Regions from separate parts of the Mus musculus genome. Here region 1 is linked to region 2. The links are chromatin loops, found by intact Hi-C in ENCODE. Cell type or tissue: left cerebral cortex. All regions are shown on one strand. Links, peaks and the distances in the headings refer to the core of each region. The heading gives the core; the rest is flanking DNA.

Region 1 (8,824 bases), core at 1-8,000, 90 kb before region 2:
GCCTGGATGCTGCCATGTCCCTGCCTTGATGATAATGGACTGAACCTCTGAACCTGTAAGCACCCCAAATTAAATGTCATCCTTATAAGAGATGCCTTGGTCATGGTGTCTGTTCACAGCAGTAAAACCCTAACTAAGACAAGAGGTAAACATTTTCTTATTGTACAACAACCCTAAATATCTCATAAGACATATTACCCTCACCGATGTTCTTCCCCCTCTGCTACTTCAAAATGAACCAAGAACAAGAAAGAAGACCCTCGGGGGCTTGCCCAGAGCAAGTGACTCCATGATGATCTGACAGCATAAGTCCAGGAGGTGAAGGTGTGGCTAATGTCTCAGCAAAATGGAAAATTCTGGGACCTTCAGGACAGCCCTTAAGGCTGCAGAAAAGAGCTCTAAATACATGAGTGATATATATATTCAACTATGCAAAATATAAGGATACAATATGAAGTATGAGGGGTTTCATGAATCTAAAGACCAAAGGCAGGTACACTATGAGCCAGCTTGTCAGAGAGATACAAAGGCAGGCAGAGCAAGTTCAAGGTCAGACAGAGCAAGGTTAGGCCCACGAGTGGTAGAAATTGTAATTTCAGGGCAAGGTCCCACCCAACTAGATCTTTTGTGCTTAACAAAGGCAGACAGATCTCTGAATTCTTTTGCTACATTAGGGGAAAAAAATGTATGCTTGCTGTCTCTTAAGAATTAGAGTAAATGACTGGATTGCTATGTAAAATAAGACTGGACTTTGTGTTCTACAGGAGATGAGCTATCCAGAGAATTTAGGATAAAAAGAACTGCTTGGAGAACAGATAAATATATAGACACACATACAGAGAGAGACAGAGTGAAAGACGGATGGAGACACACACACACAAGCAAGAAGAGCATGGACAGAGAGGTCTCTTAGAATATAGACAAAGAGATCTCCAGGGAGAAAGCGGAACACAGCAGCCTGGAAAACTGGATCAAGCAGAACACAACTTGGATCCACAATCTGACTTTCTCTTGTCCTTCTTTTCACTGCTTCCAGACACCCCTTCTCTCAGAACCCGTCTCCAGGCTGAGGCTGGTCCTTGGCATCTAAGCCTCCAGGTGACTGCACCACAGGTGACATTTCAACTGTAACTTCTGAGACCTTCAGGCAGATCCGATCAGACTCTCAGTCTACTGAAATTACTATCTAGATCCACTAACCTGGGGGGTAACTTGTTGCAATAGGTAAGTCACGTAAGACCTGCATTAGTTGTCCTGGCAAGTTTTATATCAACTTGACACAAGCTAGAGTCATATGAATGGAAGGAACCTCAGTTGAGAAAATGCCTCCATAAAATCCAGACGTAGGACACTTTCTAACTAGTGATAGATGGGGGAGGGCTCAGCCTGCTGTGGATGGTGTTATCCTTGAGCTGATGGCTCCTGGAGTCTATAAGACAGCAGGCTTAGCAAGCCTTGAAGAGCAAGCCAGTAAGCATCACCCATCCATGACCTCTGCATCAGTCCTGCCTCCATGTTCCTGCCCTGTTTGGGTTCCTGTCCTGACTTCCTTCAGTAATGGGCAATGATGTGGGTGTATAAGCTGAATAAATTCTTTCCCAAGTTTCTTTTTTTTTTTTTTTTTTTTTGGTTTTTCGAGACAGGGTTTCTCTGTATAGCCCTGGCTGTCCTGGAGCTCACTTTGTAGACCAGGCTGGCCTTGAACTCAGAAATCCGCCTGCCTCTGCCTCCGGAGTGCTGGGATTAAAGGCGTGCGCCACCACGCCCGGCTCCAAGTTTCTTTAGTCATATTTGTTTCATCACAGCAATAGTAGCCCTAACTATATTATAAATGAATTTAATATAAAACATGATAACATAAAGGCTAAAACTGTGAATCTTTTCAGTGAGACAAAGCAAAATATCATCATGGCCTGGGAACAAGCAAAGAACATGAAAAGCAGTAAGCACACACACACACACACACACTGAAAATAAGGGTCAGAAAATCTTGCCCATGTTTATAAATCTAGCACTGGGGAGGTCAAGACAGGAAGATTATGATTTTGATACTATCCTATACTCTCTCCCTCTCTCTCTCTCTCACACACACACACACATATAGTTAAGTTAAATTTCATCAAAATAAAACACTGGTGTGGAAACTTGGTTTAGTGGGTAAAGATTCCCAGGGCCCACTGAAAGCCCCACACAATAACACATCTCTGACCCCAGGGTTGGGGGTGCGGCGTATAGACAGGTAGAGCCTGGGCGAGGGACACTCATTGGCCAGCCAGTCTAGCAATATGGGAAGCTCCAGATTTAATGAGAGACATCTAGGGTCAACCCCTGGCCTCCAAACTCCTCCACGTGGGCACACATACCCACACACATGTACATGCACTACACACACACACAAATAAATTAAATTAAATAAAATTTCTAACAGGGTTTGTCGTCCTCAGCAACCGAGTTTTCATGGGTGCCACTGAAGACTTGTGGGAAAAGAAATTCTGTTTTATAAAGAATAGCATCTCAGCCAGGGCCTCAGAATGCTCAGCTTACCGGTGGGCTAAAATTCCCATGTGACAGTTTATTTACTCTCCTATTGAAGACTAGCCACAGTTCACTGAATATACCAAACGAGATACTCACACCCTAATATCATAGTGAAGGCCAGATTCAGATAAACCACACTATAGCAACTTTGTTTCCCAAGCACAGAAATGAGAAAAAAATAAGTTCTATTAGCACCGCTCTGCAAGCCAGAGAACTATTAACAGATGCGTCCGGGTCACAGAACCTCGAATCCCAGCAAAACAGTGCATGTGATTAAGACCAATCACGGTGATAGTATACCATGAAATCGCAAAATAGAAGCTACCTGGGCCAAGTTCACATTTTTTTTCATACCCCCTGACTTTACTGTAAGGAGTGGACTCAAGAACTTCAAGATTATGGGAAAGCAGAAAAGAGGAACTCTTTCAGAAGCTGTGTGCAGTTCCTGTGTGCCACAGCACCTGTCTGCACGCACTTCTTCCAGCCAGCCACATGTTCCTAAGCAAGACAGACCTGCAAACCATCCAGTGCTTGACTGCATGGCCCTGGCGGCCGAGCCTGCAGCGGCGCTGGGAGGAGAGGAGGGAGTACGGGGTGCTGCCTCTTCCCGACGACCCCACAGGGTGCCCCGATCCCCGCAGCGCAGTCCTCCCGCCCCGTCCCGTCGTTGTGGGTACTCACAGCTCTGGTCTCATACAGCACCAGCTTCTGGACCGAGCTGATGATGGGGGCAGCGGCCGTGGGCATGGCTCCAGCCAATGGCGGCCCCGCCACAGGGCACCAGGCCGCGGCCCAGGTCGTGACAGCGGCGGGGTTCCCCCTGGAGACAGAGCGAGGAGACCCCGCAGACCTCCAGCACACCAGACACAGCTGACAAAAACAGTGTCAGAACACCAAACGTTCAGCAGCGGGCTCGCCGGCTGCTTCCGGATTCCCTCAGCCCCGCCTCCCAACCAGCCCAGCCCAAACCGGAGGGGCGGGGCTACAGGATCACGGGGTTGCTGAGGGCGGACGCTAAGGGTGCCATCTTTCTTAAGGGCAGGCAAAAAAAAAAAAAAGAAAGAAAGAAAAAGAACCTGACTTATGTTGACCTTTAAAGAAAAGAAATCAGATGATTGGGTTCTCCTTTTGGAGCGGTTTCTCCGTGTTGTAATTGGTCTGTTTCTTCCTATATACTCTTTATTTTCCCGAAACCTGTCTCCTGGATGCCTGTGATTTTCCCCTGTTTTGTCGCCTATTTTATCTCCACGAAAGTCAATAAAGTTAATATTGTGGCTGTATGGCCCACAAATCTTTCTTAATTACATAAATGTGGCGCCTTTGGTATTTGCACATTTTATGTGTGAGGCTAACGGTCTGAATTCTAAAAGGGACCGTGCTGTGTAGGGCGAGCGCGCTGCTGTTAAGAGTCAGTTCTAGTTAAGATAAGGTTTTCGCGTTTGCTGTCTGGGCATAAGTAGGTAATATATGCACTCGCTCTGTTGGTCACCTCTACACTTTGGGAAAGGTGTTTTATAATTATGACTACATTTAAACACAGGCTTAAGAATTCACTTTGAATTACAGCTCCACCTCCCGAGGCCCCGCCCTCCAAGAGGCTCTGCACGCCGCCCACAGGTTTCCAAGGCAACCGCCTAACAGCTACCTAGAGCCTCAGTAGAGCCTCAGAAGATAGCTGCTGTCGCGTCCCCGGTCCACAGGTAAGCAGAGGCAGGGAATTGTCCACATTCTGGGTGCATTTTGCCATCAGTTGCAGGAAAGTACACTTCCGGCGGGGACCCCACACCAGTTGCTTTTCTTGCAAAGTTAAACCACGATCTCTTCATAAATCGACTTTTCAAAACCAGTTCTCCTTTTAGCTAAGGTATTTATCTCACAAATGCGGACTAAAGACTTGCCTGCCCCAAAGGGTAACAGTGGCCGCTAAAGTAGCACAGGCAGGAAGTGCTAGGTTTCACAGGGACCCCTCGCTATATTCCAGAATTCACCGCTAGAGGGCTCTCATACTGAAAAGAAAAAGGTAATTATTAAAATACAAACAAATAGCTGAAGAGGATATTAAAGTTTGCTGTAGATTCAAGGCAGGACGTTACAAGGTTTTTAGAGTATGATTATCTATTATCTATTATTGGTTTTGTTTCAGTTTGATATATCTTTTTTATTGAGAAACTAGAAAGAAAGAGGGCAGGAGTCTCAGTTATGGCATTTTATGCTGGTGGGGGGGTGGGGGGGTACGTGCGTGTGCGTGTAAGCCAGAGGCTAAGCCAGCAAGCCCCAGAGATCCACTTATCTCCATCTTGAACTGCATCTTTTAACTTTTCCATTTCACAATGGAAACCAGCTCTTCCCAATGCAAGCTAAACATCTGCAGAGCATTTTGGTTTAGGAAAGTCACTTTTTAAAAATAAATAGTTCTGATTTTCAAATATTGTTTTCCATTATTATTTTATACTACAATGGAGCACTTCCCTTTGAGAATTTTCTTAGTTTACATCACCCAGGAGCCAAACTGATAACAAACAAATGTGCCAAGTTGTTTCTATAAGGGTGATCCCAGGAACAGAAGCTGGGCAGGGAGGGGCTCTTGGAAAAGGGGGTATTGTCACACAAGCTTCTCTGTCAGCTAAACTCACTGGGAAATGGGGAGTACATACCTTGGAACCATTCCCTTTCGGGGGAGCAGGCGGGGAGGGACGTTGTGTTTACTCGCCAACTCCCGTGTATTACTGGTTGAAGCCTGCTAGGCAGAGCTCGGTGTCTTGGAACTTCCAATTTGCCTGAGCTCAAACAGAGGGGACGTGGCAGCTGGAGGAAGTTCATGGACAGAGCCCACATGCTGGTATCCAAAAGTCCAGCAGTGACCTAGAAAAGTTGCCTGACATGCATGAGGAGAGATCTGCTGTACTCCACCCTGTAACCACTCACACCCACTGTCCCCACACCAAGGTCACACCAGCCCAGCCCATCACCAGTCCCTGAAGACAGTAACTCGAGAAGTTAATGAGGTCAGCTGCAAAACCCCAGGTCTCTAACCGCTCACTCATCTCCATCTCTAACATTTCTAGGTCTTCCTTACTCTTGGTCAAAACTAATGTGAGTCTAAGCTGCTTGCCCTGCTTCCATCCCTGTGTCATGGCATGAATATACATCCCAGAGAATCCTGAGTTTAAGATTACCTTTGCAATCCCAACTCTATCATACCAAACCTGCCTCCCCTGCCAGTACAACTCCTCATGGACTTGTGGGGCCCGAAAGGGACCAGTTGATAACAATCGTTTTAGTTTTGAAAAACCTTGACTGAGATCCTTGATACAACCATCTCTCCTAGCAAACAAATCCAGTCTGCTATCACCAGAGTCTAAAACTGTGAGAAATTTCCCAAATCAATCACAATTGCCCAGGTCAACCACAAGGTGGTGGGGATAAGATCCACTTCTCCTGTTTCTTGGCTCAAAGCATTTTTCTAGTTTTGAAGTACACTGGCTGTCTCTATCCCGTACAATACTAAAAAGTGCTGTACCAGGACCTTTGAGAGGTCTGTCCAACACACCAGTGACTTCTAAGTGAGCTGGGATGTGTGTGGTAGAAAAAGTAAATCTCACATTTACACACGCATCTTACAATCTTTACTGTAAAGAAAATCCTTTGATTTAATGCAATATTATATGAGCTTCGTGATGATAAATGAGACAGCCCAACCATTTGTTAGCTGTGCTGGCCTACAGACTACAGATAGGGAAGGCACACTCACCTTCCCCCACCCCCATGTCACTGGTCCCTCACAGTGGGAAGAATCCTGTATAGCCAGTCTGTCAATGATAAGAGTTCTTGCTCCTCAAGAGATTGTATCATACCAAAGTCTTAGCCTCATCTCTGTGGAGATGTAGAACATCGGTTGTAGCGACTACTGTGAAGGAACCTTACTAAATCATGGCATAGTCTTAGCCACTTCATCCCTGCCACCATAGTTTTTCCATTTAGGAACCATTAGGAACTAGGAGGAGCCAAGAAAGACTGGCAGGCATCTACTGGATAATCATCTTGCTCACCTGTTTGTTCAGTACATCTTCACAGGTGTATGCTTTGTGAGTGGAATTCGTTTTCTATGCTGCAGAACAGATTGCTACAAATTGAACATCTTAAAATGTTTATTATCTCACAGTTTCCATTGCCAGGGTCCCTGGCATAGATCAGAGGGGTCCTCTGCAATCAGGTGTTAACTGAAATTGACTTTCCACTGGAGAGACAACTAATGTGGGAAGCCACATGTGCCGTTGCAGGGTGGTGCTGGCTTCTGCTGGCCACCACGCATACATAGGCAGAAAAGGTTTTTTTTGCCAAGATGAGGTTTTGAGGATTAACCAAAATTAACCAATCAGATGAGAGAGAAGTTAACCAATCAGATGTAGGCATGCAAATGAGGTGGTAAGCATAACCCAAGCACAACCAATCCGGGTGTGAGACACGCCTCTCCTAGGCCTATATAAGCAGCACCAGTTCTGGGCTTGGGGTCTCTTCGCCTCTGCAATCAAGCTCTCCCAATAAACGTGTGCGTTCTTGCTGACAAGTCAGGGCGCACACAAGAAACTAAGAATCCATTCCATGATTGAGAAAATCCATCTCTGGCAAGAGGACCGGGGTTCCTGTTTCCTTTAGCTGTTGGCTACTCCCCATCTGGAGGCCAAACACTGTTCCAACTGTGTGGTCCTCCAACAGTATGTCAGCTTACTTCTTAGCCTCTCTTCAACTGCTAAGATGAAGTCAAATATAATATAAAACAATCATGAAAAGCAAGTTACAGATCCCACTTGCATTCAGTGGAAGCCGTTACACAAGAGTGTGGTGGGGAAGATCTCCCTTTAAATGCATCTGGCAAGCGGTTTACAAGTCCAATCATGGGCTTTTTCTCTTCTGAACGTCTCCTATGGGCCCCCGATAAAGCCATTCAGAGTCTCCCACCAGTTTGAGGACTTATAAACTCTGTTTAAGGCTCTGCTCATAGGAACATTTACCTCAATTGCTATTTTTCAAAGCTATTTGCCAGAGCAACTAAACTCTAGCCGTGTGGCATTTACAGCTTGCATCGATATATCTCTAGTCTCCTGTGATGTTCCTCTCTCTCTGACAGCTGTTCCCAGAGAGTGCTACCTCAGTTTTGACCTAAAAAAGAAACATAAGAGACATAACAGGGCTGAGAGTGGGGCGATCAGAATACATATTTATGAACCTTATTTTCGCCCTTCCAGACCTGCCTTAACTCTATCACAGTTCTCTGTTTTATCTCTCATTGGGCTGCTGCAGCTTTCACTCAGCGTTAGGACTCTCCACCCAACGGTCCTTGCTAGAAAGACAGATGTCAGTTCCCACAGCTCTCCTCTTGATGGTTACAAGCCTCTCTTGGAAAAGAACTAAGGCATCACCCGTGTAAATACTTGTGGAGTCCTCAGTCCATTCTTGAGGACTCCTAGCCTCCTCTTCAGTGAATTAGTGTGGCAGACCACTGCGGAGCTTGCATGAGGTAGAGCCAGCGCTGATGGTGTGGGCACAGAAGAGCCAGCCCCAAGAGGCAGGAGAGCAGGGGAGCTGGCAGGCTGACCAACTCAGCTACCACCCAGGCCCAGATCCAGGGCTTTGAGTCGCCTCACCCCAACATCTACCCCATCTATGCACTGCTGGAGCATGTAAGGGGCTGGTCCTGAAGACCCAAAGCTACAGGACCTCAATGACATAGGGCAACAACAGGATATCTGAGAGGATCTAATACTGATAGTGAAGCAGAAGCTAAAGGCCTCGAACCCAACCATTGATTCACTGCAATGAACCTTTGCATGTTCGTTTCTTGTGGCATTACTGAAGGAGTAGCCCTTGCCATTCCAGAGAGCCCAGCATGCTAATGAATTCTCTGACCTCATAGTCATTTTAATCTAACTTATCAGTTCTGTGAACCTTTAAGGCCTTTCTCTAACCATTTGCCAAAGCAGGTCCAGCATTTCCATCTCAGTTACTGTGGGTTTCTGTTTCTTACAAGCTTTTAGGGACTTTACCGGCAATGAATTCAGTCTGCAGGTGGTGTTCTGCCGTGAAAGAACTGAAGTATTTGCAAACTCGTATCTGGTTTAAATTCCCCTGGGTGAATATCTCTCTCAACAGTCTTTGCCCTCTGCACAATCTGCACATCATTTCAAGAGCAATAACTGAGAAATGCTGGTCCAGGGAGAGAGCCCAGGACTTGGATCCTATCATCGGATGTGATGCCTACAAAAAGAGCTTTAACACCTTTAAAATC
Region 2 (8,869 bases), core at 601-8,600:
GTAAGGGTTACAGGGAAGTTTCTGATCTCACTAGAACCCAACAACAAACAAACAAAAACATAGCAATAATATCTAAGCTTAAAAAATAAACAGCTTTTGGCATGCAATCTGGCAAAAAATAATTATCAGTTTTGACTTCTATCGTTGTTGTAGTAAATATTTAATCTCAGTTGGGCATTTCTGCCCCACCTTTGATTATCCAGTTCCCAGATAAAAGACACAAAACGTATATATTTGTAATAAGCCTTTAAAACACAAGAGCTGGGCAGATATCTACCCTCTAAGCTATTAGTGTCTACTTCTCTATCGATGACCCCAAGTTATAACTTGACATGTTCCATCTGGGCTGCTTTTAACTCCAATTGGCTGGCCCTTGTGGCCATGTTTTCATGAATCACCTCCCCCATGGTGTCTTCTCTCTCTACTTTCTTCTCCTTTCTCATGGTCCTGCCTCAGACCCCAGCCCTGGGAACTGAAACCCTGCCCACCTCTCTTCTACCCAGTTATAGGCTGTAGGCATCTTTAAAACAACAACAACAACAAAACCATGTATTTATTTATTATATGTAAGTACACTGTAACTGTCTTCAGACATACCAGAAGAGGGCATTAGATCTCATTATGGATGGTTGTGAGCCACCATGTGGTTGATAGGATCTTCAGATGAGCAGTTGGTGCTCTTAACCTCTGAGCCATCTCTCCAGCCCAGGCTGTAGGTATCTTTATTGCCCAAGGATAACTTGGGGGCGTGGCGGGGGGTAGGGGGTACACAGCATCACTTGGTATACTTGAGGATCCCCTTATCCCTGAAGCAGCCAGGGCCAGTATTACAATGCATGGCAACAGACCAGACCTCAACACACAGTAATGCCTGTGTCAGGCCAGCACTCACCCTATGTCTTTTTTACCTGATATTCAGCATCACAAACAGGCTAGTGAGGTGTTTGTTGTTTCTCTCCTGCCATCCTGTGGGATCTGCTGAGGTCTGCACACAGGAAACCTACCCCTAAGCCACACCACCCTTTTTAATTCCTCACCCTCTTATGAAACATAAAACACTTTGGGCTTGCAAGGAGCACGGTTGTCCCAGGTCAGCTGTCTGAACACCTTCTGGGTGCCAGGCGGCCCTGTCTATCAAGTAGAGAGAGCCATATTTCCTTGTATTATTTTTGCCATCCAGCATCCTTGTTTTCCATTGTTTTCCTCCAATGACGAATCAGTTGACTTAAGTCTATCAGAGTCCAGAGCTTGAGCCAAAGATGGAAAGCCCTTGAGGAAAACCAAGGATGGTTGAATCCATGGGAGTGATCAACGATCTCCCAGCATGCAATCCAGATGCTAACGCAGAACTTAAAGGAACAAGCCAAGGCAGAATCAACGTTTATTTACATCTCCCTGTTTTGTGGGACTGTCCTTCCTACCTGGTGTCCCCAATGTGTTTGGCAGTTTGGGTCACATAGGTTTCTAGACTGTGTATCATTTTTCCTCCTGAATACTAAGGTTGGCCCCTTCTTGTGTGTTAGCATCTAGTATTGCTAGGCTGAGAATCGTTCTTTGGTGGATACTCTCTCTCTCTCTCGTTTTTTTTTTTTTTTTGTTGTTGGTTGTTTTTTGGGTTTTTTGGGGGGGGGTTTAATAATCTGGAAACAAATAATTTCTTCTCTTTGTTCTTGGTGTTCTTAAATTTGCCCTTACCCTGAGCCTTTCTACTTTGTTGTATTTGATACACTGTACACACTTACCATGAAGGTCCCCAGAATCTTGGAGCTTCATAGTGTTTTCTACGTGTTGTGTTGTTGTTGTTGTTGTTATTGTTATTCTTTGAGACAAGGTCTCCTGTCTCCCAAGATGGCCTTTGAATTTCTATACAGCCAAAGATGGCCACTACATCCCAAGTGTTGGGCTCACCGGCGGGCACCATCACAGTGAGTTATTGCTGTACTAGTAATTGAACCCAGGCAGGGTGTTGTGCACATTAGGCAAGCACTCTGTCAGCCAAGCTACGTCGCAGGCCTCCTCTGTCACAGAAACAAATAGATTATGGAGCTATTCTTCTCCTCCTCGGCCGTCAGTGCCTTCTGTTTCTCTGAGGCCCAGACTAACCAAGTACAGCACTACCTTCCCCTTCTCACTGTCCTTTACTGGACATTACTGTCATTTCCCTACACTCACTACTGTCACCATTGTCCCTGACCACCTCACAGACAGCAGATGATCATATGACACTGTGAAAACTGGCTTCTAGCTTCTTCAGCTTCTGTGTGGACATCACACTGTGGAATCACAATGTGGGCATCAGTGTCGCGTTGGTGGCAACATCTTCGCAGTTCCACTCCGAACAGACTTTTTTTTTTTTTTTTTTTTTTTGGTAGAGAGATCCTTTTTACTCATGCTAAGAATCTTTCTGTTCCTTATTAACATAAACATATTTTTTTAAGTAAAGCTACTTTTCATTAACTGCCTTTTGGCTTACATGGCAGGATAATGTGAAGGCCATTCTCATTCCTAAAGGCTATTTTTGGCACAGTGAATTATGTTCACTGGTATCCTGATGCTTAAACATAACTGAATTTGTGAAGTAAAAATTCCTGTCTATAGGAGGCTCTAGAGAAGGGTCAAGCAGTTAAAACCACAGACTGCTCTTGCAGAGGACCTGAGTTTGATTATTAGCATCTTAGATGACTCACAACCACCTATAATTCCAGCTGCAACGTTTCCAAACCGTCTTCTGAACTCCTCAAACACCCACACTTACACACACTTACACTTACACACACACACACTCCTAAAAATAAACTCTGGAAAAAGACGAATTCAGATAGTTCGTTCAGTTGAGAGCTCTTGTTGCTCTTTCAGAGAAGCTGGGTTCAATTCTCAGCACCCACCTGGTGACTCCCAAGCAAGCGTCTGTTAGCTCCTAGTCCATGGTATCTGTTGCCCTCTTCTGACCTCCTCAGGCACCAGGCACTCACACGCTGCACACATATACATGCAGGTAAAACACTCAAACACATAAAATAAAGTTTAAAAATTACTTTCTTTAAAAAGTCTTCTCTTCCTCTTCTTTTTTTGTTTTTGTTTTGTTTTCTGCTTTTGTGGTGGGGAGGGGAAATTATTTTGTTTCTGATTGCTTAGTTTTGTTTTCTTTGAGATGAGGTCTCCGTATGCAGCTCTGGTCTCAGAATGCCTGAATACTGTGAACCAGGTATGAACCAGGCTAATTACTCAAAGCTTCTTTTCCTTCCCCGCCCCCACCCTCTGTGCCAGGCTCCTCCGCTAAGGATTTGTCTTCTGGGTCCTCACGGCTCTGGCAAAACTGTGTGTGCAAGAAAGCTGGCAGAAAACTTTGGCATTTTTCACATTCAGTTTGATGAATTTCTCCAAGAAAAAATGCTGCTCAAGGCTGAAAGGAAATTTGGACCTGAATTTGAGGATGATTCCGAGGAGGAGCAATTGGTGAAGCAAGAACTTGAAGAGCTTGCAGCTCAGGCAAATGTGAAGATTGAAGAGGACACTACAAAGAAGCAGGTAATAAAGGGCTAAGGTTGGCCTGTGCGCCCCCACGTGCCCAAGGACAGACAACTGCCTGGAATGCTGGGGGCTGTCGTTCACAGAAGACAACAAGCCAAGTGTCTTCACTTGAGTAAACAAGGGTAGCTGCCCCAACTGCACAGGATATGCTTGGCCAGGGTGCCAGGCTCGGTAATAGGGCAGGAAGTACGAGAGAATGTATGCTTGCCCCCATTGAACGAAGGCAGGAAGTACAATAGCCTTGTGGAATTTGCCTCTGTGAATGCCTAATTCAGGAATCCTAGATATGGACCTAGCTGGGTCCATCTTCCTGGCCAATATTAAGTGATGCTTGCTTTGAATTATACAATTGTGTGAAGGGATTCTGGCCTAGACCTTCTCCCCACTCCCTCTGCCTTGCTAAAAATCATTCGATAATGTTCCTAAAAGTAGCCCTCAGGGTCTATTCCCTTATATGGCCACTTCCTCCTCCAGAGGCTGACTACCAACATCCAGCTATCAAAGCATTGAAATCCAGCAATCAAAAGCCCCCTTTGGTTCACCTAATTAGCATACCCAATCAAAATATAACACTGCATCCTAGCCCATGGTTGTGGTCTTTCCCCTCACAATTTTCAGGTTTAACAGTAACCCTGGTGATGCCCAGAGGGCTGCTATATTGGCTGCTGAAACTGGTTTATAGTCCCCACCCCCATCTCCCCACCCCCACCCCTGACTACAGCAGCCTGGGTAGGCTAGACTCAGTCGCTGTCCAGGGATGCCCACTAGAGAAATGAGTCACAGGAGAAACCGAAGGGGAAGATTCAGTGGGTGTGCACAGATCCAATCCAGAGTCCAGTGATCCCAAGTTCATCTCTGCTGACACACATGGTTTAAGCAGTCCTGGTCAGAGTGTGGTAACATTGTCTCAGCTTTGTTTCTGCAAGAGGCTCCAAAGAATCCTTGCTGCTTGAGGGGACACTGCTAGAGATGGCCACACTTCCCGGGAGAGCAGGGTGAATAAGCCCCCTGCTGGTTGAAATCTGTACCCTAAATCCAAGATGACTGTAGATTTAGGACAATGACATTTAGGGACCTCTGTGGAGTCTAGAAAAGAACATTGTAAAAGGTTGAAAATAAGATGCCTCCCTTATTTTTGTGTGATCTCTCCATGAAGGGGAATGGACGTGGGTAGGTTGGATAGTACATGTCTAAGTAGACCCTCTGAGTGAGGAGCACAGCCCATGTCAGGTGACTGGTGCAAAGTGACAGCAGGGACGAAAAGCTCTGTCCTCCCCATTAACCTGTGAGCTCAAGTGAGGAGCTGACCTGCTCTCTGAAATCAGCATGTATGTGCCTTTTATACAATCCAAGTAATATTCAAACTACAGAGCTCTGAGGCAGAAAAGTCGGCATAAAATTCCCCCTCTCCGTCCGATGTGAACTATAAGCCATCTTTTCCCCTAGCATATGAAATACTGAGTCTTACATGATTTTGACAAAAGTCAGGAAAATGTCTCCTCACTGAATGCAGTGTAGCGTTTACTGGGGACATTTTGTCTGGTGAGTCTGACTTATAATGTAAGGTTTCCCACTATTGTTAATTTTTTTCTGTCAAATACTATTTTTTTAAAAGTGCTCTGTTGCCATTGGAGATTTTAAAATATTAATATTTTATATTAATTTAATAATTTACTAATATTAATTTAATAATATCTAGTGAGGTCTAATAGAAATATGTATATATATTAAATGCTTTCAATCCAGGGTTGTGAAAAGAAACTTCTGGATTCTAATTCTTTTTTTTAAACCCTTCCTTCCTTTCTTTCTTTCTTTCTTGCTTTCTTTCTTTCTTTCTTTTTAAAGATTTATTTATTATTATATGTCAGTACACTGTAGCTGTCTTCAGACACACCTGAAGAGGTCATCCAATCTCATTACAGATGGTTGTGAGCCACCATGTAGTTGCTGGGATAAGAACTCAGGACCTTTGGAAGAGCAGTCAGTGCTCTTAACCACTGAGCCACCTCTCAACCTCCTTTAAACCATTTCTTATACAATGAAGCAATTTTCCTCTTAAATGAGCCCCTCAAATGGACCCACACACAGTTACACATAACAAAGAGACTGTGCAACTTTGAGAGTGACATGTAGTATCTCAGTAGGTCACAAGGCAGGTCCTCAGACATGATTTAAATGTTTGCCTGTGTATTGTGTAGTCAGAGAGAAAATGGTAGTCAATAAATGTAATGTACACTGACCCAGGTTTTCATATTCTCTGTGGATGATCAGTTCATGCTGAGTCTTGTTATTATTGTTGGTTTTTTTTCTTTTTCTTGAATTGTCTGACATCTCTGGAGGAACATTAAGGAGTTTTACTCTACATAATAAGATATCAAGCCTGCTTCCTAGAAAGCAAAAGTTTATCAGAACCGTACTCATTTTCAGAATTTTTGATGGTAAAAGTATTCAACAAGAATAGTTCCATTACAGAACCTGGAAAATGGCTCAGTGGCTAGGAGAACTTTTTGCTTCTAACAGTGTAGATGATCCAAGTATCTACATGGTGGCTCACAGCCATCTATAACTGCAGTCCCAGGGAATCCAATGCCCTTTTCTGGACTCTGTGGACACCAGGCACAAGTTCCTCACTACCTACAACAGTGTTCTAGATTCCCAAATGAAAGACACACATACACACACACACACACACACACACAGAGAGAGAGAGAGAGAGAGAGAGAGAGAGAGAGAGAGAGAGAGAGAGAGGAGAGAGAGCCTATATTTAATATGCCCTAAGCTGCTCAATGGCTGGGCCACTCCCTAACATCCATGCAGCTAACACACTCTCCCCTTTGATATACCTGAATTCTTACTAAAACCTATATTCCACCCTGGCCATCCCAGACCCAGCTGGGGCTGCTTTTTCCCGGCTCTAATATGTTTGTACTCTTCCCCTTGCCCCTGAATCCTAAAGTCCTGTCTCTGTCTCCTTGCCCAACCATTGGCCTCTGGAAACTTTATATACCAATTGAAACCAACTGGGAGCAGGAACCCCTCAGCATCTCACATGCAGGATTCTTGTGCAATTTTGAGAACCCAATGAACATAATACAAGTGTTAAACCAAATCCACAACAGGTGTGTGGTATGAATCAAGCAGGTTTGGGGCAAAATATGACACATTGTGACCCTGGAGCCATATGTGAAAGTCAGTCATGTTCTCATAGTGACTTCTCTTAGCTACATTAGGTGCTACTTGGTATCTAATCATATTATACACTGGCACTCAGAAGTCATGTTTTAAAATGGTTACAAGTAGCAGTATCAAAAGTAATGGCAGAGAAAAACAAAAGTCTCATTCTAATCAGTTGTAAATAGCACTGCTTGTCAAGACTGAGCTTAAGAGTCTCTTACTGTCTAACTTCTGCCTTTAGCTTCCAGATGTACAACTCACAGAGGAAGAAGAAGCAATCAAGTTGAGTCTAACTGACAATGAGCCCCTGCCTTCAGAAATTCTAGACTCCATTCTTTCTGAGTGGTGGCTTAAAGAACCAATACGGTGCGTTCATACACAAGGGCTCATGTTTCTTACTGATTCTATTTCCTTTGCTCTTAATGGTAAAACTCAGTCTGATTTATAAGTGAGAATTTACTCTTACTCATCCATATAAACTATACATTAAAACATCTGTGCTTCTGAAAAATACTGGTGCCAGAGACCTATCCCAAATCTATGAGACCAGGACCCAGACACCAGCACTTTTTATGGTCCCCGGTGATTCTAGTGCACAGCCATAGTCGAGAACAGTTTTCTAAGTTCACATACCCACATGCTACACTGGGCTCTTCCCTCCTATGTCCTTGTAATGATTGCAGTCATGACCACTAGTTACCTTAGCCCATTAGCAAATACCTACAACAGTCCTGTCCCACATGGGACAAGTCTTCAGATCACTGGAGTTTAAATCACTCCCCATTTTCCTACCAGAAGAGTAACTATAATTAATTCAGGTCAACTTACTTAGCATATGTGAAAATTAATCATGTTATCACAGTCACTTCTCTCATCTGTATTAGATACTTTTAGCATTTAATCATATTAAAAATTTGGTACATAGAACAAGGTGCCCACAGTCATCTGTAACCCCAGTTCCAGGTTGTCTGGCATCATAGCACATATACAAACATTCAGATAAAACACACACAAAGAAAATAAAAGTAAGTAAATAAATCATTTTTAAAATGTGTAATATGAATTAAAAACAATATAGATATCTGTATAGAGATATATAACGTACATTCAATTTGCTGTAAAAAGTTTCACTGTAAAATCTAAGTATTGAGTATTACACAGCCAACACATTTTTCTAGGATAAAGCTTTACAATGTCATGTTATAGTATATGATACTAAATTTTAAAAGATGCAGATATATATCATAATATGATAGAGAGCTGGACACGTGAAGAACTAACTGGAAAGACATGCACTGATATCTAGCAGCTACGTTATAAATACTTTACTGAAATGTATCAGCCTTCCAATTATTCCCATGGCCCTAAAAGTTGTGTCATCTGAGGAAGAATAGACACATGAGTCATTGTCATTGGCTATAAGGAGACGCTGGAGGAAGGTGCATGGCAAAAGCACGGAGGGAGCGTCATGAGGGCTCTTCAAAGGCAACACTTTCCTTAGGCTAGGTTCTTCTCCTGAGCCGAGAACTTGGACTTTTAATAAGCTTCCAACTATTAGTTATCAGCAAGATAACTGCAATTTTATATTACAAGCACAAATATTATTTTAATCCAGTTTTATACACTTTGAAGAAAACAAATATCATGTCTGCCCCTGCTTCTTGAACTCTGGGTTGATAGAAACAGAATCATATAAAAATTCCAGTGTAGGAATCACAGAAAGTTTGGCAACAGTAAAGGATATTTTTAATACACACACACACAGGCATACACACACACACACTCAAACACACACAGGCATACACACACAGGCATACACACACACACTCAAACACACACAGGCATACACATACACACACACACACTCTCACACACACACACACACAGCTAGTATGTGCCATGAACTGCAGTGGTTTTGGCACATGCAATGCTTTCAGCTCTCATAGAAACACAATGGCTTAACGGAAAGCAAAGACTTGATAGTCTCCTGTTGCTCTTGAGCACAACAGCATCAGAGTTGCATTGTTAGAGGATTTAATTTTAAGGTTTGCTGTTTGAGTTGATGAGTTGGTTTTCATGAAAAGTCATCCGAGGAATTTTGACTTAGGATTGGGACAGAATTTTCAATAATTCTTGAAATGGTCCTAAGAATGCTGTTGCCCTT

The links. Peaks named below come from ENCODE experiments on the same cell type or tissue, not always from the same donor. Only the 100,000 strongest peaks of a DNase experiment are listed, where the experiment ranks them.
Region 1: it touches region 2 in a loop (2.2-fold over the local background); 10 of 42 quality-filtered maps call a loop at or near these places.

Annotation. Positions count from the first base shown.
Region 1 is chr10:41,299,768-41,308,591 of GRCm38, forward strand. Fig4 (FIG4 phosphoinositide 5-phosphatase) reads right to left here and starts at 3,474. Exons shown (of 23, transcript NM_133999.1): 1 at 3,220-3,474. The coding sequence starts at 3,285. Ak9 (adenylate kinase 9) reads left to right here and starts at 4,167. Exons shown (of 40, transcript NM_001370813.1): 1 at 4,167-4,238. In left cerebral cortex, for the core only: CTCF peaks have their summits at 3,083 and 4,512 (motif pointing right); DNase peaks (open chromatin) are centred at 3,499, 4,130 and 4,464; H3K4me3 peaks cover 2,161 bases; H3K27ac peaks cover 1,538 bases.
Region 2 is chr10:41,389,215-41,398,083 of GRCm38, forward strand. It overlaps Ak9 (adenylate kinase 9), which reads left to right. Exons shown (of 40, transcript NM_001370813.1): 25 at 3,268-3,528; 26 at 6,947-7,071. Among named protein-coding and RNA genes, the nearest start is that of Gm25626, 5.7 kb to the left of the region's middle. In left cerebral cortex, for the core only: a CTCF peak has its summit at 4,556; a DNase peak (open chromatin) is centred at 2,260.